Linked DNA regions of Homo sapiens: region 2 is linked to region 1. The links are chromatin loops, found by intact Hi-C in ENCODE. Cell type or tissue: sigmoid colon. All regions are shown on one strand. Each heading gives the region's core, and the rest is flanking DNA. Links, peaks and the distances in the headings are about the cores only.

The links. Hi-C counts contacts between places; a loop is a spot of excess contacts. Peaks named below come from ENCODE experiments on the same cell type or tissue, not always from the same donor. Only the 100,000 strongest peaks of a DNase experiment are listed, where the experiment ranks them.
Region 2: a loop joins it to region 1, with 2.5 times the contacts of the local background. A loop is called at or near these places in 12 of 110 quality-filtered maps.

The regions. Positions count from the first base shown.
Region 1 is chr15:70,265,752-70,281,818 of GRCh38, forward strand. No RefSeq gene overlaps it. Among named protein-coding and RNA genes, the nearest start is that of TLE3, 180 kb to the left of the region's middle. RefSeq lists enhancers at 897-1,550, 3,229-3,278, 3,266-3,944, 5,679-5,973. In sigmoid colon, for the core only: no CTCF peak of the experiment used is centred there; DNase peaks (open chromatin) are centred at 4,482, 4,714 and 5,870; H3K27ac peaks cover 168 bases.
Region 2 is chr15:70,312,030-70,328,096 of GRCh38, forward strand. No RefSeq gene overlaps it. Among named protein-coding and RNA genes, the nearest start is that of LINC02205, 190 kb to the right of the region's middle. RefSeq lists an enhancer at 10,926-11,445. In sigmoid colon, for the core only: no CTCF peak of the experiment used is centred there; a DNase peak (open chromatin) is centred at 7,292; H3K27ac peaks cover 3,460 bases.

The DNA.
Region 1 (16,067 bases), core at 2,836-10,835:
GGAGGGTTGCTCCACCTGCTGGGGGATGCAGTGACACCCTCTGGCAATTCTCTGGGTGCTCCATGACCAGCCACTGAGGACGATGACCATCTGGCCACCGGTTCAGCCACATCATCATTCTGTGACAATTTGCATGGCAGATGTCAAGCCCAGATGAAAGGCCAGTCTGTCTTCTATATTCCTCCTCTCTTCTCGCTCGCTGAAAACTCCCTGCAGAGGAAACTGGCTCTACCTTGGACCACGGGGCCCACGGACCTGTGGAGAAATTATTTTCTGTGGCTTTTCTCCACAGCTCCTTCCTCCAGCCTGCCCAAGCCTATGCGCAGTGAACCCAGGCACTCTCCTTACTCCCCACACCGTCAGCTTCCTGACTCCCTCACCGGCTCTCATCCCCCCACCACCCCCTGCTCCCCCACAAGGTTAACACTGCAGCTCTGGCGTCTTCCTCCCAGGCAGCAGCCTTCTCAGGGCTTCCTTGCTTCCCCTCTCCATCTCTGCCAGTGTCACCAGCACCGTGAGGCCAAGGGGCACCAGGTGAAGGCCCTTACATCTTCTTGTCCTCTCCAGGATGTGAGGCGGGGGCAGGAGAAGGAGAGGAGAGTGAGGGGTGAATTGAGAAAGGCAGAAGGCAACAGTGGTATAGCTGGAGGCCCACCATGACCTTCCACACAGGCCCAGCCGCCCAGACTCAGCACCCTCCACAGCACGACTCCAGAGGCCCTCGGGTCCTGCCACCCAACCTGTGGACTGACGGCTGCGCCCACGCCCGCCTTCCGCCCTCCTCCCTGTCTCCACCGCAGCAGTTTCCCTAACCCTCAGAGACCGCTCCTTCCATCAGCCCCTATCTGCTGCATCCCCAAGCTCCCTCCCTCTCTCGTGGCTCCTGGCCAACAGTGTTGCCACAAGTTCAGCCTCTTCTGGAAAGCATCCCTTTCTTGGCTTCCTGACCCCTTCCCGCTGTGGTCCCACCCCCGCTTTTCTTTCACAGCCAAACCTCTCACCTGGGGGCATCTACACAAGTGTTTCCCACTTCCTCACCTCCCACCTCCCTCAGTCTGGCTGCGGCCCCCTCCAGGCCGCTGAGGCTGGCCTCTGACAGCTGCCTCTGACCTCCTTGTTGCCAAATCTAGCGGACGCCCTTCCTCCCCCATCGCACGTGGGCTATGGACCCGGCCTGGCACTGCCGACACTTCCTCCTCCTTGACACACTTTCTGGCCTCAGCTGCTGGACACCCAGGCGTCACCGCTCTCCTCCCTGATTGTGGGCAGCTCAGCTTCCTCCTAGACGTGGGTGTTGCTTAGAGGGCTGTTCTGGACTCCCTCCTCTCTCACTCCACACCCTCCCTTTTGTTTTCACATCTTCACAGTGCCTTCTCTAAGATAATGACCCCCACATCATCAGCAGCAGCCTGGACATATTCCTTTGTGGTGGGACAAAGGCAGGCCCAGCCAGGGCCCTTCGGCTCACTCTTCCCAAATGGCTTCTGGGTCAGCCCGGAGCCCAACTGGGATGAAAGGCCCCTGAGGTCAAAAGTCATATTCTCTTCCCTTCTGTATCCTCAAAGGGCCCAGAAAAGTGCTAGGCAAAGCTTTAGGCCCCTGCTCTGTTGAAAAAAGAGGTTCAATCCAAATAAAAACCAATTGCAATGTCAGAGACTTACCAGAGGCTAGGGTAAGTGTCCCCTTGGACAAGCCATGGTCCCCCAGGCACCTCACTCTGATCCGCTTCTGCCACAGCTATAATTCTGAAGCAAACCCACATGCCACTCGCTGCATAAACCCCTCCATGGCTCCCCACTGCCTGTCCCCTCTGCCTGGGCTCTCCTGACAACCTGGCCCACTCTCCAGCCTCATCTCCCATGGCTCCTCTCCAGCCTCATCTCCCATGGCTCCTCTTTGAGCATCTTCTTTGTGCCCCAGAATGTGTGCTGTTTCCTAGACACACCCAATACTTTTTGGCCCTCTCTTTTATCTCCTGACAAACTTCTAACTATCCTTCAAGGCTTTCTCTAAAATGTCTCCTCCAGATAGCCTTCCTTGATTCCTCCAGCACACAGTGGTCTCTCTCTCCCCAGCACACTCTAAGAAGTCCATGCCCAACTAAGAGCAGGTGATGTTTGCCACCTTGAATGATAATGATCTGTCTCCCTGCTCTCCCCCATGGAGAGCTCTCTGAAAACAGGCCCATGTCTTCTTTGTGCCCCCATCACTCAGTACCTGTCTTGGTTTGTCTTGGGTGAGTGGATGACGAGAATGAATGAATGAAGGGCCAGAGAGCACAGTGGTTGGGAGAGCAGGCTCTGGAGTCTGACAGACATGTGTCCAAACAGAAGCTCTGCAACGAACTGTGTACATGACTTAGGGTGAGTCATTTGCCCAAAATGGGCGTCAGTATCCTCGTCAATGCTCTGGAAGTACTCGTAGTCACTCCTCCATAAAGCTACTGCAAGAACTCAGTAGAAGCATGCATGTAAGATGGCTTTGCACAGAGTGGGCACCCGGCAAGCATTCCACAAACACAGGCTCTTGGGGTTGTCATTAATCATTGTAGATATTCCCATTAAGAGGACGGGCAAGTGGAGGGTCCAAGGACATCTGGGGAGCTCGTCCATGGGAGATGCATGCCTCCTTATCTCAGCTCACTTCTTTCACTTCCCAAGCTCATCGGGCCATGTGCACCTGGGGTGACCTCAGCTCAGTTCATCAAAACCTGAACAAGTGCTCTCAGGGGCCAAGAGCACCACTCTCCTTGTCCTGAGACCCCAACCCTCTTTCCTTAGCATTTCTCTCTCTGCCCCAAGCCTGTATGAAGCAAAGATGGCTTTATAGTGCCTTGTAAGTCCTACAAAGGGAGCAGCAGGGGCTTCTCAGAGCTACCACCTCCTCGATCAATATCTCTTCTTCCACCCTCGAGGGCTCAATAGGACTCATTCAGCAAACTCTGGAGGGCCGACATCACCTGGACAGTGTCACTCGTGGGCCTGCTGTTTATTTTCCTCCCACTTTCTCTTGGTGCCTCCAGCTCTCACCGCTAACCTGCACCCCCATCCCCAGGTGGCAGCCAGTGTGACTGCTGGCCTCCCTGCAGCCGTGACCTCGGCAGGCATGAGGAGGAGGGCGGGCTGGGGCTCTGCCACCCTTCAGCTGGCTAATGTGGAGGTCTTAATGAATATGAATCGCCTCCTTCTCCACGGAGCTGGCCCCATCAGATTCCTTCACACCTCGCCGAGCCCAGAAAGGTTACTCAGAATTAAATGTAAATCACATATTTACTGGTATGAATCAGATCATAGTGTCACTTTCTCACAACAGAGAATTTAATCACACTGCAGCCCCGAGGGCTTCTGCTCTCCTGGGGCCGTCCCCACCCCGTCGCCCTTGTGGGCCGCACCTGGGAAAGAAGCTGACTGCCCTCCCATGTCGGGGTGTGCATGGGGGTGTTCCCAGAGGCTGTGAAAGGACAGTGGCCACAGCGGGAGACCTGACGCTGGTGTTCCCAGTCCTTTGGTACCCAAGTCACGGCTGCCTTCTAATATCATGTCAATCTGAAGCTGTCACGATGGGCTAGGCAGTGCTTCACATGCTGTGGACACTTAATAACTGTTGAGTACAGGAACGTCTCTCCTAAAAGGCTGCTGGCAGTCACCTCTCCTTCCTAGGCTCACTTGTGTTTCAGAAGCCAAGGGGGAAAGGAGAGAGATGCATGAAAGGTTTCACCCATGTTGCTCTGTGTTCAGAGGCGGCGGAGTGGAAGGAGAACTGGCTTTGGAGCCAGGAGGCCCAGCTCAGAGCCTGGCTTTGCCACTAGCTCTGCCAAAGGACGGCGGGCAATTCACGGTAACGGCAGCTTCTTTGTCTATAAAGCAGAGACACGATGCAGGTCCCACCAGCTCCACTGACAAGTTGCATGTGGAAGCATTTGCCTGCAGTAAAGTGCTTTGCAAATGTCAGGAGCAATGACCATGAGCCCAGTACAAAGGTCACTGGACAATAAATAAAGGGGGCCAGATCTCAGCCTCTGATTCTCCTGCCTAATGGCTACATGGTCCTTAGGGTGAAGGACCATGCAGCCATTTGAAAACAGGCTCATGTCTTCCCTGTGCCCCCATCTCCAGGGCGTGCACTGTCTGCTCAGTATCTGTCTTGATTTGTCTTGGATGAGTGGGGGATGAGAATGAATGAATGACAGGCTGGAGAGCAGAGTGGTTAGGAGAGACAGACATGGGCCCAAACTGAAGTTCTGCCACTAACTGCATGCATGACCTGGAGTGAGTCAGCTCTCCTGCGCTTCAGGTTCACATTAGCAAACAGAAGTAATGAGGTCTTTTTTTGATGGAGAAAGGCTCAAATGAATGCCACAGAGACAGATCTCTGTACAGACTATAAGGTGCGGCACGCAGCTAGGGAGTTGTGCATGGCTCACTTCCCTCAGCCATGGCAGGATGCCAAGGACCTCTGCTTTCCTCAGGATGTCACAGTCCCTTCCCTTCCCAAGCCCATTTCTTTGGGGGCCAGTCTCCAGGCTAATGGCTGTGCATTTGGAGAGCTCTTTACAGTTTGCAAAGCATTGTGCACGGCAGGAGCATGCGGTGGACTTAGGAGGACACACTGTGGTGTTGGAGCTCCTTGGTGGCTTCCAGCTCTTCAGGTAGAAGCTTGCTGGGGATGTTGGTGCCCACTGGTAATCCACAAACTGAACGTGCTTCTCCAGCAGACATTGTCTCGGAGTGCCCTCCCCAGAGCTGAATGGCCTGGTTGGGCTTTCTTGACTGGAGAATTTCCTAACTGGGTAACTATTTTCCGGAAAACTGAGCCCACATTGTCTGCACAGGAAGCCAGTCTACATTGTGTGTGTCTCGTGTATGTGTGTGTGTGTATGTGTGTATGTGTGTGTGTGTGTTTAACCCAAAAAACAGATGTAATTTCTTCATGTATCAGGAAGCCTCCCTTTTCGCAAATGTTAAGGAACACAGCTCCCTTGGGCATAAAGTCAAGGAGGTTTCTTTTTATAGCAGTCTCAGTCGCAGCTCTGGCTTTGCTTATGAACTCGAGTTAGGGAAATTAGAATTAAAATTCCACCCCGACGAGAACACGGATTTGTCCTCCTGGGTCCTCCTACCCTCAGTGCCTCCACCGACACATATGAAGGCTCACAGAATGCCTTCTCCACCTACATGGCAGCGCCTACGTCAGTGACTCCTATCAAGGGTGGGCCCTACTGCAAAAGAGGTATGACAATGGGCACATGGCCATGGACTCCCCTAATCTTCTTGTGTACCCATTACAGAGAAGCAGTGGCCCATGACAATGGTGAAATGGCCTGTGAAAGGCTGAGCTCAGGTGCTAGCTTGGGGACCACCCCCTGTGGGACTGGAGGACTGTCTTTAGCATGTTGTCTATGCACCTAACCAACAGGCAATAAATGGTGCTGTCTTCCTACTGCTGGAATCCATGGGTCTGGGAAGCCAGGGCTGAACGTCCATTCCCTGTTGCCATCACTCCTAGTGACCCTCTAGCAGGATTTACACTTGCCACAAACCTTAGGCTCTGTGAGGTTAGGGGTCATGGTCCACAGACAGCCAATGTTTCTGTTGTGGGGCTAGTATTTCCTGCAGGTGACACTGTAAAGGTCCCACTGGATTTGAAGCTGTGACAGCTACCTGTCACTTTAGTTTTCTAGTGGACTAGCAGTGATGAAAGGAGTTACCATCCTGGCAGGATAATTCACCAGATTATTGTGAGGGCCAAGTCCTGTTGCTTTTCACAGCAGGGATTCTCTGCGAGTCTCTTGGTGTTCTTTTGCCTGATGAAAGGGACTTGTGAGTCAGCAATTGCAGCAACAACAGCTCAATAAGAACAGGACAAGCCAAGGGCTCAGACCTCTTCGGGATGAAGGTCTGAGTCATCCTGCTCAGTAAGCAGCACAGAGCAGACAAATTGCCGGTTGAGGGTGAGGGACATGGAGACTGGGGAATGGAGGGGAGATCTGATGAGTACCCATAAGGGCCTCAGGACAGGTGCAGGCACTGTGTCTTGTTTTATTAACCTCTTGCCTTAGGTCATCTCAGAGATCCCAAGGAAACTCTGTAGTCATTGGACTTGTACCCACTTCTTAGAGAAAGCAGGGACATTCAGTTCACACCAAACACAGAGGCCCCAGATTGTATGGGAGCTGGATGTGATGGAAGGGTAGATGCCTCTGTGGGTGGTACAGGGTGACACAGAGACACTTCTTACACCATCCTCAAAGCCTCTCAACCACCCATATCTCTGGGGTCTTAGACCTTTGCCCCTCACATTCCCCTGCAATGACCAACTTCATGTGACTCTGAACAACTGAATGTAGGTACAACCTCAAAGCAGTGCATCTCCTGTCTGTGCACACATCACTTCTGCTGTGGAGCTTTCCTCTTGCTGGTGACACTTGAAATGCAGCAAGACCCACTCAGCAGGCACACATGTGCAACCAGGAGACCTGGGGGAGTGAACACACCAGGGGCAATCCTTTGAGCCATAAGATACTGGAGCCCACGGGTAAATTCCTCTTCTCACCTCTTTCTGGATAGACTGTCTTAAGAAGTAGTTGCTACGTAGGGTCCTTTTTTTTCTTTTTTCTTTTTTTTATAGACAGAGTCTCGCTCTGTCACCTGGGCTGGAGTGCAATGGCATGATCTTGGCTCACTGCAACCTCTGCCTCCTGGGTTCAAGTGATTCTCATGCCTCAACCTCCTCAGTAGCTGGGATTACAGGCTCCGGCCACTATGCCTGGCTAATTTTTGTATTTTTAGTACAGACGGAGCTTTGCCATGTTGGCCAGGCTGGTCTTGAACTCCTGACCTCAAGTGATCTGCTCTTCTCAGCCTCCCAAAGTGCTGGGATTACAGGCATGTGCCACCGCACCTGGCCTACATAGCCTTTTGAGAGACCTTCTCATGACATCAAGCACTCAGTTGCTCTTGATGCCACTGGGTGGCTGAATTCTCCCGCATCCTTGCGTTGGCTTTTCCTGTCTCCAGTTTTGCCTATCGTTTCCCTCACTCCTGCGGCCCTCGCATCACACTGCTTAAAAGAGCAGTAGCACACAGGCCTTTACCTCAGGCCTTGCTTTGTAGAAAACTTTGGCTAAGACAAGATATTCAAGCCCCTTTAATCTTTGCCCCAAAGCAAGACAGTCAGTACCGTGATCCTCTCTCATTTTTGTCTTAGGAAAGTAAAGCGGAAAAAAGTTCAGTCCTTGATCCAGAACCAGATAACCAAGGCACAAAGACAGAGCTTGCGTCTGGCTCTGATTCCAAGCCTGGGGCTTGTTCCGGGGTGGGAGACTGCTGCCTCTGAGCAAGGTGGCATGTGAGAGGGTGCTGCAAAGGATGAGGGGAGGGGCTTAGGGGCTTACCCAGGAAGAGGGGAAGGGGGCAAAGGTTGGCTGGGGCAATGACACAGGGCCTGGTGAGTGTCATTGTGGCCAGAACAGGTTTCCTGGACAAGTAGTGGTAAGGTCAAGTCCCCAAGGTGGATTTTGAGTGCCTCTGAACAAAAGCATGGTGATGTTCAGAGGAAGTGAGTGATCCAAGCTTAAGGCTAAGAGGATGTCTCTAGAGCAGCCTCCTTTATTTCTTATCTCTTGGAGTCACAGAAGTCCCAGAGTGTGACACAGAGGAGACCTAGGCCCCATGCCTGCCAGAGTTTCCCATTCTACGCTCCTGGGAACTCTTGTGCTTCAAAGGACTTGATAAAATTGCCATGAAAAAAAAAGCCTCCTCTTAGAGGGTCTGCAGGTACTCTGTTATAGGAAAGGCCCAAAGCACACATGTTGGACAATAAATAAATAATGGTAACAAAACCCTGATTAACTTGAATCCAGCAAACTCATTAGACTCTGTACACTTTCAAAAAATTGCAACCTCCAATCCACCTCCTGGGTTCAAGCGATTCTCCTGCCTCAGCCTCCCAGCTAGCTGAGATTACAGCCGTGCGCCTCCATGCCCAGCTAATTTTTGTATTTTTAGTAGAGAGGGGGTTTTGCCATGTTGGCCAGGCTGGTCTCGAACTCCTGACCTCAAGTGATCTGCCCTCATCTGCCTCCCAAAGTGCTGAGATTACAGGCAGGAGCCACCCCACCTGGCCAAAAGCATTCTTTTCTGAATAACAAGTATTTCCATCTTTTTGCATACTGTATTCTACAGAGGAGTTATAGAATCATGTTTGGAAAAACACAGAGCTAACCCAGTCCCCTCATTTGACTGTGGAGAAAAACCACAGACCAGAGAGGTGATTCAACTTATCCAGAGACACACAGCAGGAGCTCACACACATCCTGATTCCCCAACCGGGGCTCTTTCTTCGACCTGGGAGAAATTTCCACTGCGTGATTGTTGCCAAGCTATTAATGAAAATGAGACCTAAATTAGCTTCAGAAAATGAGGTTTTAGCATTGGAAAGTTTTTGACTATTGAAATTGTGAATGCAAATGAGTCTATGTGCTAGAAATCTGTTAGCAAGTAAGAAAGAAGCTCCACAAATTCCAGCCTTTGGAACCCGTGGGGCCTTTTGGAGCCTCAGTTTACCCTTTTGTGAGGTGAGGTGGGAGGGAATAGGCCAGCCAATTACTAAGTAAGGTTCATCTCAGATGTAATGAGATTCTGCAATTTCAAAGACAAGTGTTGAATAGCAGAGAGGTCTGGGGACCAGGGGTGGGGGAACCCCCTTAAGGAGGGGGAGACCAGCTGGCCCAGCCTCTGGCCTCTGGCAGACTTCTCAGCTGCCCACTGAGGAAGGCTCTTTCCCCAGATGCAAAGTGTGCATCTCACATTAGCTTGCAAGGCAGCTCTGATTAGTAATTAAATGGTTTTTTAAAAAAAATAAAGCCATTAAAGCTAATGCCATCAAAATCAGAACCTCAGACGCTGGCTCATAATGATGAGTGTGCCTCACGACTCACAGGAGAGGACATTTACATTTTAACATGCACATTGCACAGGCATTAATATTTCCCCCACCCACCCCTCCTCCCATCATTATGGAACCTGCTGATGAATCCATTTGTTTTCCAGCTTTACTCTGATCCTAGAAAAAGCAGGTCATCCTGCAAGAAGTCAATGTGGAGGGATGAAAAGAGGCTCTGCATGAAGTCGGCTTTAGCCCTGCCATGCCTAGATGTATAACTTCGAACAAGTGACCTAATCACCTTGGCAAACCTCATTTTGCTCATCTTTTAAATGGGGATAAGAATGCCCATCTTGTGGTGCTGTGCCAAGGATTGAATGGATCAATGCATTCGTAAATGCAACTCATAGTCAATTCTTGTTAATGACTAGCCATTATTAGACCTGGTACTTGGCATACCGTAGGCACTTATCCAATATGTCCTTAATTGAGCACCTACAGTGTGGGCAGTCCTATTGCAGGACACTGCTGGGGACCAGGGAGAGGAATGTGAGGGCTTCGAGAAGATACATTCTTCCTGGAAGACCAGATGAATGAACATAGAATCACTGGGCTCATCTCAGCCAGGGGCTCAGAGGCTGGCCTGCAGTGACAGGTAGTCACAGTTACAATGCTGTGGACTGGGGAAGAAAGGTTTGCAGCCCTGGAGGGATGGGTGACATTCATAGCACCTGGTACAAACCTGGCTTCATCCTGGGTGCTTTACACACTATCACTTTTAATCCTCACAACCATCGCTATTTAACAGACAAAAAGCACTGAGTCTAGGAGAAGTCAATCAGCTTGTTCAGTACCACAGAGCTGGGAGGTGGAGGAGCCCTTGGTCAGTTGGGATCTGTGAGGTCAGCAGCCCATTGTCTTTTCATGGTATCAGGCTTCCTGCTAGATAGGAGGAGCGACAAGTATCTGTACTGCCCCTTGGCTGTCAGGGTTGCAGAGGCAGAAAGGGCAGGTTTCAGAGGCTCCTGACGACAGGCTGCGATGCAGACTTGGCCCAGGAGGTCTGAGAGGGAACAGTTGGCCTCCATGGCTCACCAGACCTCACAGTCTTGCCTCTGAGACATAGTGACTCCCTTCATCCAGCGATTCGTCCTCCACTGGAGGCAAACCTCCTTGTCAGTCCCCCTGGCAAGTTTCTGTTGGCTGTGGAACCTGGAGTCTCCAGGCCCTCCCTCGACTTTTGCGGGCAGCCACTTGGAGAAGGGAGCCAGCCTGGTGAATCTGGAACATAGTCCATTGCTGTGTGACTTTGGGTCAGTCACTTCCCCTCTCTGGGCCACCACTTCCTATTCTGTAAAATGAGAAGGTGGGATGAGACAAGCTCCAGGCCTAACTCTCTTATTCAACATGAGCCTTTGCATCTTCTGGATTTTTTTTTTTTTTTTTTTTTTTTTTTTGTAAACCAAGTACCTGCGCTTGGTGCATTTGCTCAATGAGACTTTCAACTCTCATTATTTCCCCCTAAGACTTAACTGTCCAAGGGCTAAGAAACAAAAGTTTGGGTGCCTTTTAAGAAATATATAAAATATCAGGGCCAGACAGGCCATTTTCAGACAGTCCCTGGGGCCTAGTCAGCTATTAAAGATAGAAATTATATATTCATAACACAGGATATTGCTGCTTGCTTATTTATAACTTGCTCCATTTCAAGAATATTTATTCTAGACGAGGAGGCTTGATAATTTTTTCATCTAATCTACTCCTCATAGCTCAGGGCAAAAGAAGAAAACAGCTCAATCGAAGGAGCAGCTTTCTATTACAAGCAGGTAAGGAAGGAACACACAGCTCCCTTTTCACAGGCCAGGAACCCAGCCAGGTTGCGGCTCTCAGCCCTGCTGCCCCTCAATCTGCACCAGCCCCTGGGGTGCCCCAGCCAGGACCTCACCATCCCTGGGCACAGTCCTCTCAGACAAGGCAAAACTCCACATGAGAATGGGTAAAACACATAGGCTCCAGGCCCCTCCTTTGACCCAGGAAGAGGCTGAGGCCCAGAAAAACCATATGTGCTCGCTCAAGGTCACAGGGACCAGGATACACATACACAGAGCTGGGGTGTGAACCCACTCACCCTGGTCTCAGGCTTGGAAGTCTTGAGGAGGGAAAGGGAGCTACTGAACCTACTATGAGACAGTCTCTAGACTAGGTGACACATTAAGCAAGTCAACAAGATTTTATTGAGCACCTACTGTGCTAGACAGTGTGCTGGGGATTAAGGAAGAGGGGATGGGTGCTTCAAGGAAGGTTCCCTCGGAGAAGGCGAGAGCAAAGCACACTGCGTCACCAATTTGGACACCCTTCTCCCCAGTAGGTTCATCAGGATTATTCCCACTGGACTGAGGACAATGAGGAATTGAGCCAAGGTAACAACACTGGTGAGGAAAGGATGGAGCCTGGATTTGAACCCACGCTGGTCAGATTCAGGAGCCACGCTCTTTCTGTAACCCCTGAACCCTCTCCTAGTAGAACCCCATACAACTAAGGCTCCCTCTCCCCCAGTTCCCGAGGACACTCAGGCTGTGAGCACTGCCATCCCCTGCAGGCACCTGGAGCAGGGGTCCTAATGCAGAGAGAAAAACCCAATTCGCAGAGCCACTTTGTGATTGTTGGAAAAAGGCTATGGGCCGAGAGGTCGCTAAGTTCAACCTAAATGTAATTTCTAACTCCCATATACCACACACTTGCAGCAGGCACACATGCACAAACACATGCCAGGTCTGCCTGTCATGCTCCACTATCTGAACATCCTCAGTTACACATCCCCTTGTCCATCAGTGAGGCTGTAAAATCTATTCAGGATAAGAATCGCCAAAACTGAAAAAGTATGTGTTTTGTGTCATTTATTCATTCTGCAAATATTTATTGAGCACCTATTACATGGCAGGCCCCAGGCAGACATGTGGGTTACGGGGTTGAATGGGGAGCAAAACTGACCCAGTTGCTGCCCTCCTGGAGAATGTGGTTTGGTAGAGGATCCGGATTCACGCCTGGAGCTCTGGGATCTGTGAGAGGTGGCGACTGGTGAACTGGGCCTTTGAAGGGTCAGGAGAGCTCTAAGCAGTGAGCAGGAGTTTAGCTCAGCCAAGTGGGGAGCCGAGCAGAGAGAGCTGCACCCGCAGAGGCCCTACAGCCAGGGAGAGGGCTCAAGGGGAGGCCCCAGGCCAGACCAGACCTACAGGTCCTCCTACGCCACATTAGGGATTAACGTCTTTGTCATCAAGGCAATGAGAAGTGATTGAATGAAGAAAGGAACAAAATTAGATTGGTTTTTAAAGTATGGCTGAGGGTTGAGGAGGAGGGTGCCAGGGTTCCCTACCATGGATGATGTTTATCCTAAAGCAGCCTATGACATGTGTGAGACTCAGGGATCCCCTCATTTCTATGTAGCCTGGCTACAAAGCCTCCCGGAGCTGGTTAAAGAAGGGCCGAGGACCACCTGCCTCGGAACCAGGAATCTTGGAGCTGATTTTAAATGTGCATTTCCAGGTCCAGGACACACCTTCAGAATCAGAAGCTCTGGGGACGTCCCCAGATCTGTATTTTAGGAGCTCAGCAGGAAACTTGGAAGTAGATTGAAAGTTGTAGACCTTTAATTTGGTCTCTATGAGATTTAGTCTGTCGAGAGAGCCTGAGATTCTCTGGCCTCTAGGGAGGAGGTTCTCAACCTACACTGTTCATTAGAACTTCGGATGGCAGAGCTTCATACTCAGAGATTCTGATTTACTTGGTCTCGCAGGGGTCTGGGCACCATTATTTCTCCCCAGGTGATTTTGTGATGCCAGCAAGGCAGGAGAGTAAGGGAGGAAGAGAGAGAGATGTGGGGAGCTCTGAGTCTTAAATCAGGGCATGACGGGGCCAGGATGGGGATGGGGGAGTGGGGAGGCTGCAAGAGCACTGCTTCAGCTGCTTTAGCCTCACCTTTTCCACACACCCCTCCTTCTGTCCCTGCTTCCACAGCACCTGCTCCATGCCAGGCCCTGTGCTGGGCACTGGGACACTGATACAGTTATTGCTGGAGTGTCCAGTCCTCAGAGGAGCTTGGTGTGTGTGTGACGGTTCCTAGACCACTTCCCAGCTCACCACGGTCAGGAAATGTGCATGTTGAGAATGACCAAGCCAGAGGAGTCTCTCACCACCTCATTTTCCTGCCTGAGGCCCGGGGATGAGAAGGGACTCGCCCATGGTCACATGGGTGTAAGGGCGAGAGACAGCTGAGCACATGATGCAGGTGAAGGTTCCCAGCCTTTCCCAGGTGCCTGGGCAGCGGGAAGGACTGAACGCTGCATGAGGGTTTAGGGGCAGGGAGGGGGAGGAGTCAGGGGGTGAACTTGCAGCAGAGAAGGGGGAGGATGGAACCCGTCACAGCCCCAACACCATAGCTGAGCATCCAGTGCCCTCCAGAAATGGGAGTCCACTTAGTGCTCAGCGCCTGTGTTAGCCCATTTCGCATTGCTGTAAAGGAACACTGGAGAGTGGGTAATTTATGAAGAAAAGAGGTTTGATTGGCTCATGGTTCTGCAGGCTGGACAAGAAGCACGGCACCAGCATCTGCTCAACTTCTGGGGAGGCCTCAGGGAGCTTTTACTCAGGGCACAAGGTGGAGGGCGGACAGGGGTGTCACATGGTAAAAGAGGGAGCAAGAGGGATGCCAAGCTCCTTTAAACAACCAGCTCTCACGTGAACTCATAGAGTGAGATCTCGCTCATTACCATGAGGATGCACCAAGCCATTCATTTGGGATCCACACCTATAACCCAAACACCTCCTACTGGGCCCCACCTCCAACACTGGAGGCCACATTTCAACATGAGATTTGGAGGGGACACACATCCAAACCATATCACGCTCATTGTACAAATGTGGGAAGTGAGGCCCAGGAGCAGTGGGACATGTCCAGGGCCACATCCACACTCAGACATGCACAGATGCACATGCAACATATGCACATACACACAGGCACACAGCCACATACACATGCACACACATACAGATACACACAGTCACACTCACATACACACAGGCACACAGACACATATACATGCACACACATACAGATACACAGTCACACTCACATACACACAGGCACACAGCCACATACACATGCACACACATACAGATACACACAGTCACACTCACATACACACAGGCACACAGCCACATATACATGCACACACATACAGATACACACACAGTCACACTCACATACACACAGGCACACAGACACATATACATGCACACACATACAGATACACAGTCACACTCACATACACACAGGCACACAGACACATATACATGCACACACATACAGATACACACGCAGTCACACTCACATACACACAGGCACACAGCCACATATACATGCACACACATACAGATACACACGCAGTCACACTCACATACACACAGGCACACAGCCACATATACATGCACACACATACAGATACACACGCAGTCACACTCACATACACACAGGCACACAGCCACATATACATGCACACACATACAGATACACACGCAGTCACACTCACATACACACAGGCACACAGACACATATACATGCACACGCTCACACAGATACACAGTTACACTCACATACACACAGACACACTCATACACACACAAATGGACACACAAATGCACACATATACACACATCATACACACATTTACACACAAGCACGCAGACACATACAACATGCACCTATTCACATATAGATACATACAGACATACATATACACAGCCACAGGCACAAATGCACACATATACACACAGACATGCATACATGTGAACACACACAAATACACACATACACCATACACACACTCACACAGCTTAGACACCTATGATCTCCAGAGTTCTTTCCACACACAGCTTTGTGTCTCAGCCTGAGTGTAGGTTATTGATTCTTTGGTATTGAAAAATTTATTTCTGCATTTTTAAACCACAGTTCTGGCTGAGGATACCCTAAACCTTAACATCAAATGAATCATCGTGATGTGAGGTTTCGGAGGGTGATCGTCTTTTCTATTTCTCTTAATCAAGAAATCATTTGTAATTGCCTTTAATAGAGATAAATGAAAACCCACCTTTACCTTATTATAAAATTGGTATTTTCAATCTTTAAATATAAAGTTTCTCAGCCCAGGAGTCTATAGATTCTGTAAAAACAGGAAGCTCCTCTTCCAGGAATTTGAAATTGCTTCAACCTCCTCATCGACTGAGATGGCCAGGCTCCTCTGTGTGCCTGGCTAAGGTTCTAGAGCCCAAGCAGGCCCGCCTCCTGCCCACTAGGGGATCTGCTGACATGCACCCCCAACAGGGCAACAGGGACTAAAGATAGCCCCTTCGCCCACAGGGATACTCTCACATATACTGACAGACATTCATCTGCGTGAACACACATTTATCCACACCAGCTTACACAGAGAAACGTACACACACACACACCCATGCAGATACATGTGTGCCAAGACACACACACGTATGCTTCCATCACACACTGTGGGCCTCCTATACACACACTCCAAGGCTCCTTATTGCCTACAAATATAGAAAGGTGTGTGTGTGTGAGAGAGGGAGAGAGAATAAGAGAGACTTTATTTTATAGGAAGATGGGGAACAATAATTTGGGGCTCTATATTTTAAACTCTAAGTCCTAAGATTTAAAACAATCTATTCTTAATTCTCACCTTCTTCCCCTCCCACCCTGACCGCCACGCTTCATTTTCTAGAAAATCAACAGGTGAGATGCTGAGGATCTGGGGTGACATCAGCAGGTGATACAGGGCAGAATCAGGGCCTTCCTCCATCACCTACTGTTCAGAGAGGAGCAGCCAAGGGTCTTCAAGCCAAAGGGGCTGCCTGAACAAACAGACATGTAGAACTCAAAGCAGGTGGAAGGTTAAAAGGTGTTGCTGCTTTCTGCAAAGCCCACTGTTAACATCTCCTCCAAGGCCAAGAGCAATTCTGTAGCAGGAAGGTGCAGAGGCCTCCCAAGACAGTCTCCTGGAAAGTAACCACTCACGTGGCATCTCATGGGAGGAAAAGTTAACAGAAAAGGAATCTCACAGGAGGTGAAGGGCACAGGCTTTGCTTCTTCAGACCCCAGGGACAGGGTGCCCCTTTTG
Region 2 (16,067 bases), core at 2,696-10,695, 46 kb after region 1:
GAGAGTGGGCAGGCCCTATGTGCATGGGTCACTTCTCAGCCATAGAGCATCTCAGAGAGAAAGAAAATGAGCTTCTGGTGTGAAATCAACACGTTTCCAACAACAGAGTCAGGACATCTGAGACAAAGACTGACTCAGCCACAACCTCCCTGGGCAACCTTGAGCAAGTCATTTTGCCTTTGTTGCTGGATGTCAGTGTTCCCATCAGTGAAACAAAGCAAATGCCCCCTGCAACTTTCCATGAGAGTGATGAGAATCAAATGAGATGATGTGGAGATACAGCTCTCTGCATAATTTCAGGTACCACACAGTTATCTGGATTAATATTACTGGTCTTGAATCCAGGAAGTGCCAAGTATGCACCTGTGCTAAGTCTTCAAGATTCAGAGATGGGCAAGACCTCCCTTTTCCCTTTTCTTGGTGAAGTTCATGGCATAGCAAAGGAGGCAGATGAATAAACAGAGTGAAATAAGCAAGACCGGAAATTGCATAGAGTGCACAGAAGAGAGAGACACCACTGCTGCCAGCTGGGGTAGGGGAGCAGAAGAGCTTCATAAGAATCGGACAGGAGTCCATCAGTCAGAGGAGGAGAAAAGTTTTCAAGACAGAGACTCGTATGAGCAAAAGAAAAGATATGTGCATCTGTCATGCTAGAGCAGAGTGCTGCAGCTTCATGGGTCTGGAGCTTGGCAGCCTAGGGACCACCTTGCACTTGCAAGTCAGAGATGGGGTGTGACATCGGTATGGCATGGCCAGATCTGCCTGTGGGTAGGTTGCCTCTGATGATGAGATGAAGGGTGGTCTGGAGAAAGGCCAGTCGAATCTCACAGTTCTGTCAGGATGGTATTCCCATAGTCGGGGGGAAGTAATGTGGTCCCAAATAAAGCAAGAACAGGTAAGACAGAGAGAAGACTATGGGTCTCAAGAAGTGAGTAAGAGGTCAAAGCATCAGGACTTGGTAATTAACTGGCTGTTGGGGATAAGAATAGTTGGAGGATGTAGCTTGACTCTTGGGCATCAGCTCTGATGGTTGGCTGGCTGGCTGGCTGACTAGAGGGGCTGTTTCCCAAGCCAGGGAATACAGATGAAAGTAAAGGAAGGGCAAAGAGAAAAGAGAGGAGGTCAACGGCTTGAGTGCAGGCGTGTAGAAGACTGATAGGCCTACATGATACAACAGGAGATGACAACGGGGGAGGTGAAAGTATGAATCACGGGAGAGGCTAGAGGTAGCAGCCATTTTGGTGTCAGTCATTCAAGCATAACTACTACCACTATCACGATCACTACCATCACCATCATCATCACCATCGTCATCACCACCCCACCACCCTCATCATGACCACTACCACCACCATCACCCTTACCTCCACCACCATCTGCCATTAATACCATCACCACCACCAACCCCACCCCACCACCGCTATTCCCACCACCTCCAGCACCACTGCTGCCACCACTACCACCATCCTAATAGAGATTATTTACATTCTCTCAACTTCACAGAAACTTGTCTCTCTTCCAGGTCAGAGAGAAACCACCTGGGCCCATGCCTGCCCCATGCTGGGTATTCAGAAACTATGAATATTACATCCAACTGATGATAGATATCAGTGTCAAAAACAGAGTCCCTGCCCTGCAGCCCAGCTCATCCAGCCTGCCCAAAGTTTCTCTTGAGTGGTTTGTGCACCAACCCTCACCCAGGGCCTGTGTCTGCAGACTGCAGTCTGCCCTCTTCACTTCAGCCAAGTATGCTGAGCCAGGGCCTGCCCTTCTCACAGTGGCCAGGCTCTCATGCTTCTCATCGCTGTGTGAATTGGTCAGTACTGAAGGTGTATATGCCCCCTTCTGCTATCTCTCCCCTGCCTGCTCTGAACTTCTATGCCCTCTAAAAGCCCACCTCCTACACCTTCCCTGCCAACCCTTCCCTGGTCTTCCAGACTCCCTGCTTCAGAATCAGCAACTCCTCTCCCTGTTCGTCTGAGCTGTCCTTCCACTATCAGCCTTACCAGGAACATGCTTCTTCCCTGAGGCTATGTCCTCTTACAGGGCCCTCCTATGAGAGGCCCCTTGGTGGTGGCATGTTTTTGTAGTGAGCCCTGAGTCCTCCTGAAGTTTCTCCAGATTCCTGCAACTGAACTCATCCCTTCCTCATCTTGCCATGGCAGCATGCTCTCACGCCTCCTTTGGAGTCAGGCTTCAACATGCACCAGCTGTGTGACCATGAGCAAGCCACTGGCTCCTCTGAGTCTCAACTCCTTTATCTGAAAAATGGGACTCTGTCACTGACATGAAATGACGTAGCATATATAGGTTGACTCGGAAATGGCCTTGCACATCCTAGGTGTGAGATACATTTTCATTATCTCTTTATTTCCCTAACTCACAGCCTATCACCTACAGGTTTTGTAATTGTTGTTGTTATTTATGGTCTTGCCTATTCTATCCTTATTAGGCTTTAGTTAGTTAAGTGCAGAATTGTAAACCAGAAAGTATCTGAGACAGGTCTCAATCGAGAGGTTTATTTTGCCAAGGTTAAGGACCATGGCTCATGATACATTTTCAGGAGGTCCTGAGAACACGTCTTGGTTTTATACATTTTAAGGAGACGGAAGAAGTTACAGGCAAAGAAATAAACCAATACATATAAGGTATATATTGATTGGCCCAGAAAGGTGGGATATCTCGAAGTAGGGTGAGTGTAGGCTTCCAGGTCATAGGCGGTTTCAAAGATTTCTTGATTGGCAATTGGCTGAGAGAGTTAGGCCTTGCCTGAAGAGTTGAATTCAGCATAAAGAGACCTTGAGTTTAGATAAGGCAGGATTGTGAAGCCAAGGTTCTTGTCATGTAGATGAAGCCTCCAGGATTCAGAGAGAAAAGATGGTGAATGTCTGTTATCAGGTGTCAGTCTCTCCTGAAAGAGCTAGTGAGGGAAGGAGATTTTCTACAGAATGCAAATTTCCCCAAGAGAGAGCTTTGCGGGGCCATTTCAAAATATGCCAAAGAAATATATTTTGGGGTAAAATACTTTTATCTCCTTCAAGGCCTGCTATTTGTCATGGGACCAGAGTCAGGTTGGAATTTAGTATCTCATTGCTATGAAGAGTCTGTTTTGTCAGCCTTCAGATTTCTGTTTTCATGTTAATGCTGGTCAGCTGAATCTAAACTCCAAAAAGAGGGGGCTACAATGAGGTATGTCCAATCCCTGCTTCCTGTCATTCCCAAAATTAGTTTTTCAAGTTTCTTTGGGGTCTCCTTGGTGAAGAGGGGGGCTCCATTCCGTCATTTAGGGGACTTAGAATTTTATTTTTGGTTTACAGAGACTATATCAAATATGCTGTGAATCTCTCATTGCTCTTTATCCATAATAGGTGCTCAATGAATGTTGGTTAAATGACTGAGTGAATTGATTTTGTGGCTGTCCAGCAGCTGCAAATGCTTGTTCATTTGGAAGTTAAGCTCAGAGAAATGAGAAGGTACATCCTACATCCTTCTGTGTCCTCTTCAACCAATTCACACTAATGGGGGTTATTTCACCCCATCCCCCTCCAATTGTATGGATACATCAGGGCTGGCTGATTAGAAAAGGTGACAGTTCCACTGGGCTCATAGATTAGCATCAGCTAATCAGAGGTGGCTTCCTGGAGAAGCTAAGATTCAACCTGCAGTTTTGCAACCCCACTGCACATAGAATCACTTGGGAGCTTAAAAACCCCAATTTCCATAGGCCACACCCCAGGCCAATGAAATAAAGATATCTGGGGCTGGGGCAGAGACATCAGCAATTGTTACAGCTCCCAGGTGACGATTGGTAGCTGAGTTTGAAAACCTCTGGGTTAGAGGCTGGTTTTGAAAGACAGGGGTGACCCATGGGAGGGGCAGAAGGGTATCTGCCCTGGGGGGAGTTCTGCCACTCTTCTTGCCTAGATGCCTGTGTTCTTTTTCTTTCTTTCTCTCTCTCTCTTTTTTTTTTTTAAACTCAATTCCAGCTCATTTTCCCTGCTGACAAGTGGGAACATCTCCTTCCAGAGCCTACATTAATAACGCCTTGTATCCCCAGGGACATTATGAGCCTCTCTCTGTTCAGAGCCCCCTTCCCTGCCCATCAAAGGCCATGGGCACCAGGAGGAGACAGGTGGGATTTACATGGTAACTCCAATTAAGACAAATGTCAGCTCCTTCTCTGCAGGCTGCCCACACTCACCCGGTCATGTAGCTCCTGCTCAGCGTGGGAGTTCAAGAATGCTTTGCTGTAGTTGTCAGGCTCCCATGGAAGCAGTCAGAAGGAAGCAGAAGGAGATGGTGAGCAAGAGGGCAGGGCCGGCCCTGGCAACCCTGCTAGGAGGTGGCTCCCAAATCCCATATCTCCTTAGTATCATCCTATGGGGGCCACACTTAGAAGCTAACTTTAAGGGCTCCTGCAGGTCCCAGTCCCAGGGGCCGCAGGGCTTGCCGTTTGTTTCTCTGAGCCTGCTCAAGGGACCCCTACCAGCTGAAGGAGACCCTCAACCACAGTGAGGCCCCATGACCAGCGGCTTTGACTTCCCTCGGAGGACTGCCAGAAATGCAGAGCCTCAGGCCCGCCTAGCCCTCCTTAATGAGAACCTGCATGTGAACAAGATCTCCGGTAATGGAGACACATATTAACATTTGAGAAATGCTGGAAATGTGAAACTGGACCCAGGAAAGATGAACAGCTGCAGCATGCTGGGGATGGGAGCTCACCGTGGGGTCAGGAGCTCAAGGCTTAGCTCTGCTCAGTCCTTCCTGGATCACCTTGGGCAGGTAGCTTCAGTGCCCAGTTGCCCAGTCTGTAGAATGGGGACATAATGCCTCCACGTAGGATGAGCAAGTCAAGGGCACTTATGAAAACATTTACGAATGTAGATTGCTGTAACGACAGAGGTAAGAAAAATAGCGATAGGCTGGGCACGGTGGCTCATGCCTGCAATCCCAGCACTTTGGGAGGCCAAGAAGGGTGAATCACTTGAGGTCAGGAGTTCAAGACCCGCCTGGACAACCTGGTGAAACCCTGTCTTTACTAAAAATACAAAAATTAGCCGGACATGGTGACAGGCACCTGTAATCCCAGCTACTAGGGAGGCTGAGGCAGGAGAATTGCTTGAACCTGGGAGGTGGAGGTTACAGTGAGCTGAGATCGTGCCACTGCATTCCAGCCTGGGTGACAGACTAGGACTCTGCCTCAAAAAAAAAAAAGAAATGGTAATCCGAGCCGATGTGTGTTAGGCACTGGAAATGTGCCTGGACCGTGCCGATGGCTTTGTGTAAATTCTCTCTCTCAACTCAGTATTTCACTGAAGAGCTCTCATTAACCCATTTGTAAATGGCAGCTCACGATGGTAATATAATCTACCCAACTTCACACAGGTAGTAGAGGCTGGAGCCCCTTGGAACCTGGTACTTTCTAATTCCAGAGCCTCCATGCTTAGCCATCATACAATTACTACAGTTTCCCTTTAACACCACCTGCTACCGCTACCTTCCCAAAAGCAAAAGCTTCCCCACCCAGCCATCCTTGGGCTCCCTTCCAACGATCAGGATATCAACACAGGGATAAATTGCATTGCATTACAAGTCAGAAGGCTGGTACCAGGTCCAGTTCCACCCCAGTGAGCCTGTGAGCCTACTGACTGCACTTTGCCTCGGCAACGGGCAGAGTTCTGCTCATCTCAGCTTCCTATCACCCCCGTAAGACTGTTTGGGTCAAAAGAGAAAATAACAGTGGGAGCTTTTGGAAAGCTACAGAAACAGGGTGGTGGATACAGTGGACTTTGGAATCAGAGAAACCCAGAGTTCAAATTCCAGTTCTGCTATTTCTTGTGGACACAGGCAAGTTACTATAATCTCTGTGGGCCTCCGTTTACTCCTCTATAAAATGGGAATCACAAAAAATATGCTTCGTAAGGTTGAAAAGATTAGAGATGGTTTGTTTAGAGGCTCTGGCACAATGCCTGGCACACAGAAGGCACTCAATCAGGGGTAACTGCTCTTCTTTACCATCTTCACCATCATCATCATCAAACTCTTCCCTAGAAAGGAATCCTGGGAGTCCTGTGGGGTAAAATGGGAAGGTTCTGGTACCAAGGACATCAAAGAGGGACTGGCTATGCTCATTGTGTCCTGAAGCTGAGTGTGCTTGGCCAGATGGCTGGAGCGGGGCCTGGAGTGGACACGGAGTTTTGGAAGCTCCCTAACCAATGGTTGCCTGGTTAGCACAGTACCAGAGAGTTGCCAGATTACCTGGAGAAACTTAAATGTTTGTTTTTTTTGTTATTTAAATTAATTTATATGAAAATTACTTCTAGAATTTTCCTTTTCACATTTCCCTATCATCTTGTCCTCAGCCTTTTCATAACGACTTGTAGTCATGCCCAGGAACCAGCTGGTTGCACTGTGCTGTGATATAACATGCCCGTGGTGCCCTGGGCAGTGCAGAGATCCAGACAGCTATAGGTGGCTACCAGCAGATCCACCACAGCTCTGGCCTTCCAGTTCAGACACTGAAGTCCCCTGTAAAAATGGAAACGTGAGTGGGAAGCACATAAAGTCATCATGGTCCATGCCTTCCTGAACCAACGAGAGAGAATTGATTTCTTGGATTGATAACAGGTATTTGGCTAGGCCCCAAAGTAGGGGTGGCCTCAGTTTGGGAAGCAACAAGAGGGAGGAGAATAGGACTGGGCCTTGGGGCTGCATGTGGTACAGACAGGAAGGGATTCAGACCTTCGCGGTGAGTTCAGTAGTTTAGAAGAGGCCACAGTTAGGGTGGCTGAGGGGTGAACTCTTGTTGTCATCAGTGAAAACACTCTGAGATCCAGGGACAACATACGAGCGTCTGTAGTGGGTATGTTCAGAAAAGGCTTAAAAACTGATTGAGGATCAAGAGCCCCTGCTTCCCACAAGATAAAATCCCCACTGCTCAGCCTGGCATACAAGATCCCTCTTGATCTATCTAGTGGCCTATATCTCTATCTTTATTTTTATCTGTAAAATAGCTTTTTTAAGCCCGTGATCTGAAGATATGGAAAGCATATGCATTAAATTTGCAGATGACTCAAAGCTGGAGGGGATGAGAGAATTAAGGTTCAAGATGATCTCGACAGTCAAGAATGCTGGGTCAAAAGCAACCAGATGAAATGTAGCATCAATAAATCTAATGTCTTGAATGTAGTTTCCAAAAATCAGTTGCACAAGAACAGGATGAGAGCAACCTGGCTGGACTGCAATTCACATAAAAAAAGATCAGGAGGTTTTAGTCTGCCTCAAGTTCAACGTGAGCCAGCTGAGTGATGTGGCGGGCTGGGGAGGGAAAAGAAACTTACAAAACACTCAAGCGAAAGCTTATGTTGCATTAACCCTTGGTGATGAGGGGAGAGAAAGAGATGATACTCTTTGTCATGGAGTGCGATACCCAGAAGGGATACTAACTTTAAGAACTGATCCTTACTGAGAACTCAACATGCACCAGGAAGTACATCAGTTCATAAAATCTTCACAACATCTCTACGAGGTTACAGGCCAGGAGAGCAGGGTGCAGAGGGTGGATTTGCTTGCTTGTCCTAGCTCACACAGCTAGTGGGTGGTGGATCCGTGCTCTTGACCACCCCACTCTGTTGCCTTTCTGTTAGACAACACCTTGTCTACTTTCTCTTCCCCATTTCACAGATGAGGAGACAGGACCGGAACTGTGAGGACAATCTGTCTATAGTTAGGCAGTGAGCTGACTGCAGACTCAGGCTCTCCTGGGACCCTCTTCAGTCCTCCTTCCCTCTGCCATGCTGGTTGGTTGCCATCCTGTTAGAGGGTTGAATACTTACGCTTAAAGATCTAAAGACTTCATTAAATTTCATGTGGCACTTACTCCACAATGTATCCCACCTTACCCTGCCTTATCACACATAGTATAATGCAGAAGATTTAGTTATTCCTCTGTCCTGCGGAGTCCCACTCAAGGACGACAATTACCATGGCTCATTGAACTCCAGTGAGATATTCACAGTACAGAGGACATTGAGACCCTCACGGTACGACCCTCTACTATGTGTCTCCGTTTATGTTTCTAGGTGTTTTTAAAAATGGTTTTCCAGTTAAACTGCTCATGGCCACCTCTCAGTCTTTGACTTCTTTCTAATTTGTCATAATTAACTAGGCTTTCAAATTAAACAGAACATTAATTGTGTATCTGCTATGTGCCAGGCACATTGCCAGGTCTTCCAAATATATTATCTCAGTTAAAATTATAACAACCTCGTGAGGTGGGTTACTGTTATCCTGATATCACAAAGAGAAAATTGACTGAATAGGGTGACCAACATGTGCTAATTTGCCCAGAATGGAGTGATCTCCTAGGACATGGGATTTGCGGTTTTAAAACCAGGACAGACCAGGGCAATTTGGGATTGGTTAGTCACCTTAGACACTAACTTTCCTGAGGTCACACAGCTAGAAAGTGGCTGAGCCAGGATTTAAAATCAGTTCTCCTGATACTAAATAAAATCTTGGCAGAAATGAATGTAAAGGAAGAGTAAATAATAGACTCCGGGTGACTTTCTGGCCTCTGCTCAGCGTCCTTAAAGACTTGTTTTGCTTACTTCCTTATTTTCAGTTCTATGTCAGAAAACCAGGTTCCTCCATATGTGAAACAAAGAGGAGAGTATCTACTTCCTGGGGCAGTTCTGAGCCCTGAGTGTTTAGAAAGAACTTGGCTAGCATTGCAGGGGTTCAAGAAGACTTCATTCCTTCCCTCTTCTCTGGCTTACATGGCCTGGATAGCTAAGCTGAGTTTTAGAGATGAGGAATTAATGGCACAGGGCTCAGATCTTAGAAAGCAATTCAACTGTAGTGCTGTGATGAATTTGGGGGTATCGTATGTTAAGACAGACATTGACCAACTAGGATGTGTTGGACATGGCAAGGAAAGGTGACCCCAGTGATGAGGGACCAATGAATGAAGGCCCCCAAGAAAAGAACAAAGGAACTGAGGAAGAACAGACAACGGAAGGCAGACAGGGAGGCTGAGTTCTAGCCTTTAACGTGCTGTCGTGGGAAAGAAGATACCCAAGCTGTGAGGCCCTAGAGACCCATCCAAAACCAAGGGCAAAGTTACTGGGAGGCAGTTCTGGCTCAATGTCAGAAAAACTTTCCAACGATAAGATCAACAGAAAGCACTTTCTCAGAGGAAGATGACCTTCCTTCCCATCACAGGGACCAGGAAGGGGAGGCTGGGTGACCACTGCCAAGGGCTCTGTGGAGGGCATTCCTATAGTGAATATGAGGCTGGGCTAGACAAGCTCTCAGCTCCCTTCCAATTCTAGGACCCTCCAGCAGCCATTGGCTCCCTTCCCTACAACTGTAAATATTTGTGCGTTCCCAAGTTATAAAGTAGAGCTCTTGGCTTACAAAGGTCAGGACGACAAGGAACAATTTGCTTAGTGTTTCTTTAGGCTGTGTTGCCAAGACTTCTTGTCAACTGTGTTTGGAGTGGACACAAGCTGCAGGAGGTAGATAGATAGATTTGGTGAAGGGAGGATTATTCAAGAGGAAAGGATGCAAATGAAGATCATTCAAGAAAGCAGAAGCCAACCCAGAAAGGCAAGGACTCTTCCTCTGTGTGGCCACAGTATGTCACAGCAGAGCCCTGGCTCTCCTGGGTAGGTTCAGCCTTGGGGGCTTTTGTCCCCTTCCATAGGGCTTCCTATGGGAGTCATAAGGGTTACCCCCACCTCAGTGCCATGAGACAACACCCTTTGGCTTTGATCTGCGGACTAATTCTCCATGCCCATCTATGGGGATGAGGATGGAAGGGAGGATCACGTACTAAGTCAGGTTTTGGTGCCCACAGAAGCAGGCCTGAGTTTCAGCTCCCTTCCTGGGAGCTGATGCAGGGTGGGGTAGGGAGATGACAGGAGCACGTGGTGATTGGAAGTTGGAAGGGAGCCTTATTTTTGTTGCTGGCCTTTTGTTCCTTCTCAGTCTGGCTCCTCCACCACTGTGCTGTCATTCTCCTAAAAACAATCTGAGCAGGTTACTTCCCCACACCTTTCAAAGGAGCCCCTCCCCATTGTCCATCAACACAACCTACTTTCCCAGGAGTGTGTCCTTTCCCACATGCCATTTCCTGGTCCAGAAAGCTTCTCTTGTCTTTGCACTTCAGCTTCCTCATCTGAAAATTGGGGTAAAAATAGCATCTGGGCTGGGTGCAGTGGCTCATGCCTATAGTCCCTGCACTTTGGGAGGCCAAGGCAGGAGGATAGCTAAAGAAAAAAGCATCTGCCTCATAAGATTGTAAGGATTCTATGAATGCGTATGTGTAGGGCCCTTAGAATAGCACCAGACATTTTGGGTTAGCTATTTCTGTTACCGTTTTGCTAGGGTGGCCAACTCCTACTCATCCTGGGAGACACCGCATCACCTCCTCTGTGAAGACTTCCTTGTTCTACTCAGACAAAGCTTTTGGTTTTTGGTTTGGTTTCGTTTCATTTTTCTCTTGTTGTTTTGTTTTGCTGTTTACTTGGGGATTCCATGACGTTTATTTTTCAAGACGTTTTGTTGTTGTAATTAGCCTACATGCTGGTCTTTCCCATTAGACTGGAGCTCCTTGGAGTGGGCAGAAACAGGTCTTACTCTGCCCTCGGTGGCCAGCATGACGTCTGGCACCTGGCAAGGGCTTCAGAAACTATTGTTTCCCAAAGGAATGGAAAAATGAATAGATTAGAAAGCACCTCAGTGGTCCAGGGATCTGTTCCGTGGTGCTTATTAGGATGATGTTGTCCCAGCCTCAAGAGACCTGCTCCTTTCCGCACCTCCACCTCTGTCCCTCCCCTTCATCTTCACGTCATTGGAGAGACATTTCATTTTCCCACTTCCTCAAAACGTTTTGAATTTGGAAAATAGCAATCGTTTAGGAAAATGGGTAATTACCAAAGGCACAATCATGGAAAACATGTAACTCCTTGAGTCTTACTGAAATGTCAAGGACTTGATTAGAGGGAGCCCCGGCCCTGGTGATCTGAAGAAAATATGATCTGTTTGTCCTAGAGGGGAAAGAAGGATCACTCTTTATTTACAAACCAGCCAGGCTAATCCCTTCTGACAATATGGGAAGTCATTCTGCTCTGCCGAAGCACTGTTTCAGGGCTCCCTTAAGGAAGAACTATCTTCTACTCAATTAAAGCAAAGCCTGAACTCGCTTTGACCCCGTCATTCCACAGCCAGGAAAGCAGGCTCCGCTCCTTCCAGCAGGGTGGCTGCCCGGGCTCCAGGCCGAACTCTTTTTCATCAGGATGTCTCAAGCATTTACTGGGGTGAGAAACTGGGGAGTGGAAACCATCCCTCCCTGGTTCCTTCAGCCTGGCCCAGCCTTGGGTGCTAAGAAAGAGAGCTGCCGGAGAGGGAGATGGATAAAGTGTCCCTCGGGCCACCTCGGCCTGCCCAGCTCCTGGGGAGGCCCCAGCAGTCAGAATCAATGAGCAGCCACCAGCAGCAGGTAGGGGTGTCCCTGAAAGGCCTTCAATGCCCCACCTGTTTCCCCTGTCCCCTGCTCTATGTAGGTCAGTGCCTCCAACTCAGACCTGCCTGCCAAGCCCTGCCTCTGTCTGCAGGAGTGAGCAGTACCATTATTTACTGGAGACCAAAGCAAGACAGGCCGCATAGATGATCTTACTGGAAAACCACACACTCAGCCAGTCCCCCCTCCCCTTCTCTTCCCCAAACACCACCAACCCCCAGGGAGGGAAAGAGCTTAGGCAGGCCAACTGCTGTAGGAAGCGGTACTTTAGCTGGGAAGATCATCTATACAGAAAAGCATAATTTTCTTCTTGCTCCTCTCAATTACAAAATAATAAGATTGTTAAAAATCCAATAGCATGAATGTCAATATTGGCAGGGACAGCCACAGGAAATTTAATTGCACAATGGGTGCCAGTTAAAGATGGTATGTGCTCTTCTCGGCTTTTCTTAATTCTAATTAGGATAAAATTTACTGATCTTACAGACTCACAAACAGAGGGTTGTCACTCCGCCAGGAATGGATCCTAACACTCTTGGCTTCCTTTTCTGAGCCTCTTGCCTTTTTTTTTCTTCCTCAAAACATCATCCCTGATTGGGACTTTTAGCTGATTTTGAACATCAGCTCTCCGGTTTCTTTGGCATGTCAGAGGGCCAGATGTTTTTTATTTGAGAGCAAATTGACACATTAAATTACACTGTGCAAACATTAAAGCCAGCCGAGGGTAAACAGGCCGAGATTCATTGAATTTTACGGGTCACAATAATGTTTATGTAATTTAACAAATTCCTGCCCTGCTGCTGAGTCTCTCCAAGAAGTATTAATGTAAGAAAGATGAGACCTGCCCCGAGGCTGTCGTCCCATCCACCTCACTGCGGCCTCTCAGAACCCTTGCCCAGCAGGTTTTAGAGTTGAGTAACTGAGTTCCCCTATGCAGAATTACTGCTTAGTCTGGCTCTGTCTTAAAGACACAGCCTAGTTTCTTCCACATGAAGCCTGATGAAATACTCTTGGTGCTGGACATCTGCTGAGTTTGCCTGTCCGGGATGCCTCCACTCCTACTTTTGATAGTGGCCCTATGATTTTTCTCTAGGAATCATCATCCCATCCCATTTTCAGTTTCCCCAGTTCCTCTGGGGAAGATCCCACTCTCCGGCTCCAGGGATGAGCATGTGCCTCAGGCCTGGTCCATCGGGGCCTTGCATCCCGCCCGTGGCCTTGGTGATTGGTTCAGAGATGGGAACGAGATCACATCTGGGTCAATGAGCATCCACCCCAGGACTTTCACAAAACTGGCAGAATAAGGAGCTCTCTTTCCACCAGTCTTAAGTGGTAAAATGTAAGTTGGGAGCTGCTGGGCGCCATCTTGCCACCAGTTGGAAATGGCTGTTGGGAATGAGGCCAACACAGAAGAAAGTACAAACGGAGAAGGGCACATTCCCAGTGAGATTTTTTGAGCCCCTGGGTCCAATTACAGCTGAAGTCTAACCTGGGGTTTTTGATTGTGTGAGTTAACAAATCCACTGTTTTGGTTAAGCCAGTTTGAGTTGAATCTCTATCATTTTCACCTTTTATTCAACAAAACAAAAGATTCCCCTATAGGTCTCTGTAGAGAATAGGACCTCTCCTCCACATTCCATGTGACACTGGGCTCCATGCTCACCTCTGACTCCCTAAAGCATTCCTAAGACTTCCTCCACCTCCTCTCCAGTCAGGCTGTTCTGTTCCTAAACACACACTGCGTATCTCACCTTGCTGCCACTTTATTTTCCTCCTGTTGCCTGCAGTGCCATTGTCCCCTATCTACCACCCATCCTCTAGGGCCAGGCTGAATTCTCCTTTCCACAAAGACAACTCCCTACCACTCAGAACTCCCTCCTCTTAACTCCCAGAGGGCCTCAGTAAGTTCCACACCTCCTGGCCCTTAATTATATAAATTAAAAGTTATATTAATTATATTAATGTTTTGTTGCTTCTTGTATTGTATGGTTGTGTCTTCTCTTCTGTCTATTTATAGCTAGAAAAATGTCTGGCATAATTCTGGGCAAATGAAATCACAGATTATTAATATTTAAAGGTACCTTACAGATCATAAAAATCACCCTGCCCCCACAATTAGACAGATGAGGAAACTGAGACTCAGAGAAGTGAATTGACTGACCCAAGGTCACACAGCTGGTTTATTGCCAGACCAGAGATAAAATCGCAGCTCAGTGTTCTTTCCACAACACGGAGCTCTATCAATTTGCTTGATTGATTTTCCAGTGAAGCATATGTAGAGTTTGAATTGGGTTGGCATATTACCATATACTAATGGTACTAAGTCAGCACATTCAGAAGAAAGAACAGTAGACTTAAGAGAATCAAAAGGTATGTTTTCAAGTTCCAGCTGGGCTGCACGACCTTGGACAAGTCCTTTCACCCTTCTGGATCTCTATTTTCACAATAGCAAAAAATGAGGGTCTTGAACCAGGTCTGAGGACAAGTACTTTTTTTTGTGAGCCACCTCCCAGTGACTGATGGGGCAGCCCACAGCGCTGCGTGGGAAAGATCTGAAAGTGTATCTGAGCTCAGCAGGAAGAAGTGCTTTGAGTGATCAGCACTGTCTCTCTCAAGTTTGGGAGCCGGGGTCAGGGAATGTCAGGAAGCACTCCAGGTTGTGCTTCTTTAGATGATTTTTGAGGTCTTTCCTACCCTGTCATTTGAGGTCATTTAAGTTGTGGTGAAAATGCAAATACAGAGCTCAGATACAACTTCAGGACCCCCATCCTGTTCTACCAACAGTGGCCTCCCTCTCACACCATGAAACTTCTGGACTCCAGGGACCCACAGCTGCACCCAACGAATTTCACTTTGGCCTGATCTTGGATCCACTGAGCAACAGAAATTTGGGATGTGAATTTGGTGGAGCTGGTGTGGACTAGGTCAAGCAATGAGAAAGGACACAGGATCATGGAGAGAAGTGGATGAGGGGAAGTCGGGGACCTGAGAACTCACTTCTATGTTTGCAGTGTTCAGCCCCTGGTAAGAGACCTCCTCCTGACATCCAAGGGGAAGCATGGATGTGGTACAGAGAGCCCCACAACTCTGGTCTGGGCTCCCGCAGAAGGCCAGGGGCCAGCACACAAAGGCCACTGTGAGGAGCAGACATCCGATGGACCAGCTTCTGAGGTGTCAGAGAGAGACTGACTCAAAGGCTCCATCCCACATCTGAAGGTCTGGACTTTCACCGGGAGCTCTTTCTTCCTTATTTTATGTAAACTTCAAGTGGAGATCGTAGTCCTAATACTGCAGTGCTATAATGACTGAAATAATTTATATAAAGTGCCCGACACAGAGAGCTGATAAATGCCCAACAACGCACTTTCTTCATTCACCCCAACTTTATTTTTTTCTTTTCTTTTCTTTTTCTTTTTTTTTTTTTTTTGTGACTGAGTTTCACTCTTGTTGCCCAGGCTGGAGTGAAATGGCACTATCTCGGCTCACCGCAACCTCCATCTCCCGGGTTCAAGCGATTCTCCTGCCTCAGCCTCCTGAGTAGCTAGGATTACAGGCATGCACCACCATGCCTGGCTAATTTTGTATTTTTAGAAGAGACGGGGTTTCTCCATGTTAGTCAGGCTGGTCTCGAACTCCTGACCTCAGGTGATCCACCTGCCTTGGCCTCCCAAAGTGCTGGAATTACAGGCATGAGCCACCGTGCCTGGCAACTTTATTTCTTTCTAAAGACACTCAAACATTCATTGAACATGCATGCTCCTGTGTGCTGGGTGTGCTAGAGATGCAAAATTGAGTGAGACACATATTACTTGGCTCTCTTTCAGTTACAAGTGGCAGGAATAAAATCTAAAGTAGTTATAGGAAAAGAAAGGAAGGAAGGAAGGAACAAACGAACGAACAAATGAAGGAAGGAAGGAAGGGAGTGGGGAGGGAAAGAGAAAGAAAGAAAAGAGAGAGAAAGAAAGAGAGAGAGAGAGAAGGAGGGAGGGAGGGAGGAAAGAAGGAAGGGGAGAGAGAAAGAAGGAAAGAAAGAAAGAAAAAGAAGAAAGAAAGAAAGAAAAAGAAAGAAAAGAGAAAGAAAGAAACAAAGAAAGAAAGAAACAAAGAAAGAAAGAGAATAGAGATTATTTCTATTCGCTTGTAGAAGTAATCTACCTACCTTCAGGATAGCTGTATCCAGAAACTCAAATGATAGCATTGAAGATGGCCATCTCTCTCTCTCCCACCTCCCTTTATCTCTCCTACTGGCTCTCTACATGTCACAGGCAAGATGAGTATTGGAAGCCCTGCCACTTTAGCAAGCCCAGAGCAGAAGGAAGGAAGGCTTCTGACTGGCCTGGCCTCGGGTCATGTGGCCAGGGAGCAGGCAGGATCAGCCCCATCCAATCCTGGTGGAAAGAATTCTCTATAGGAAGGAAAGGTTCTACTCTAAGAGGCAACAAGTAAGCACAGCTCAGTGAAGTAAAACCACAGAGGTATTTACATCATTGTTTCTGGAGAGGAGGCATTTCCTCTTTTAGGAAACTCACATGCACACTGGAGT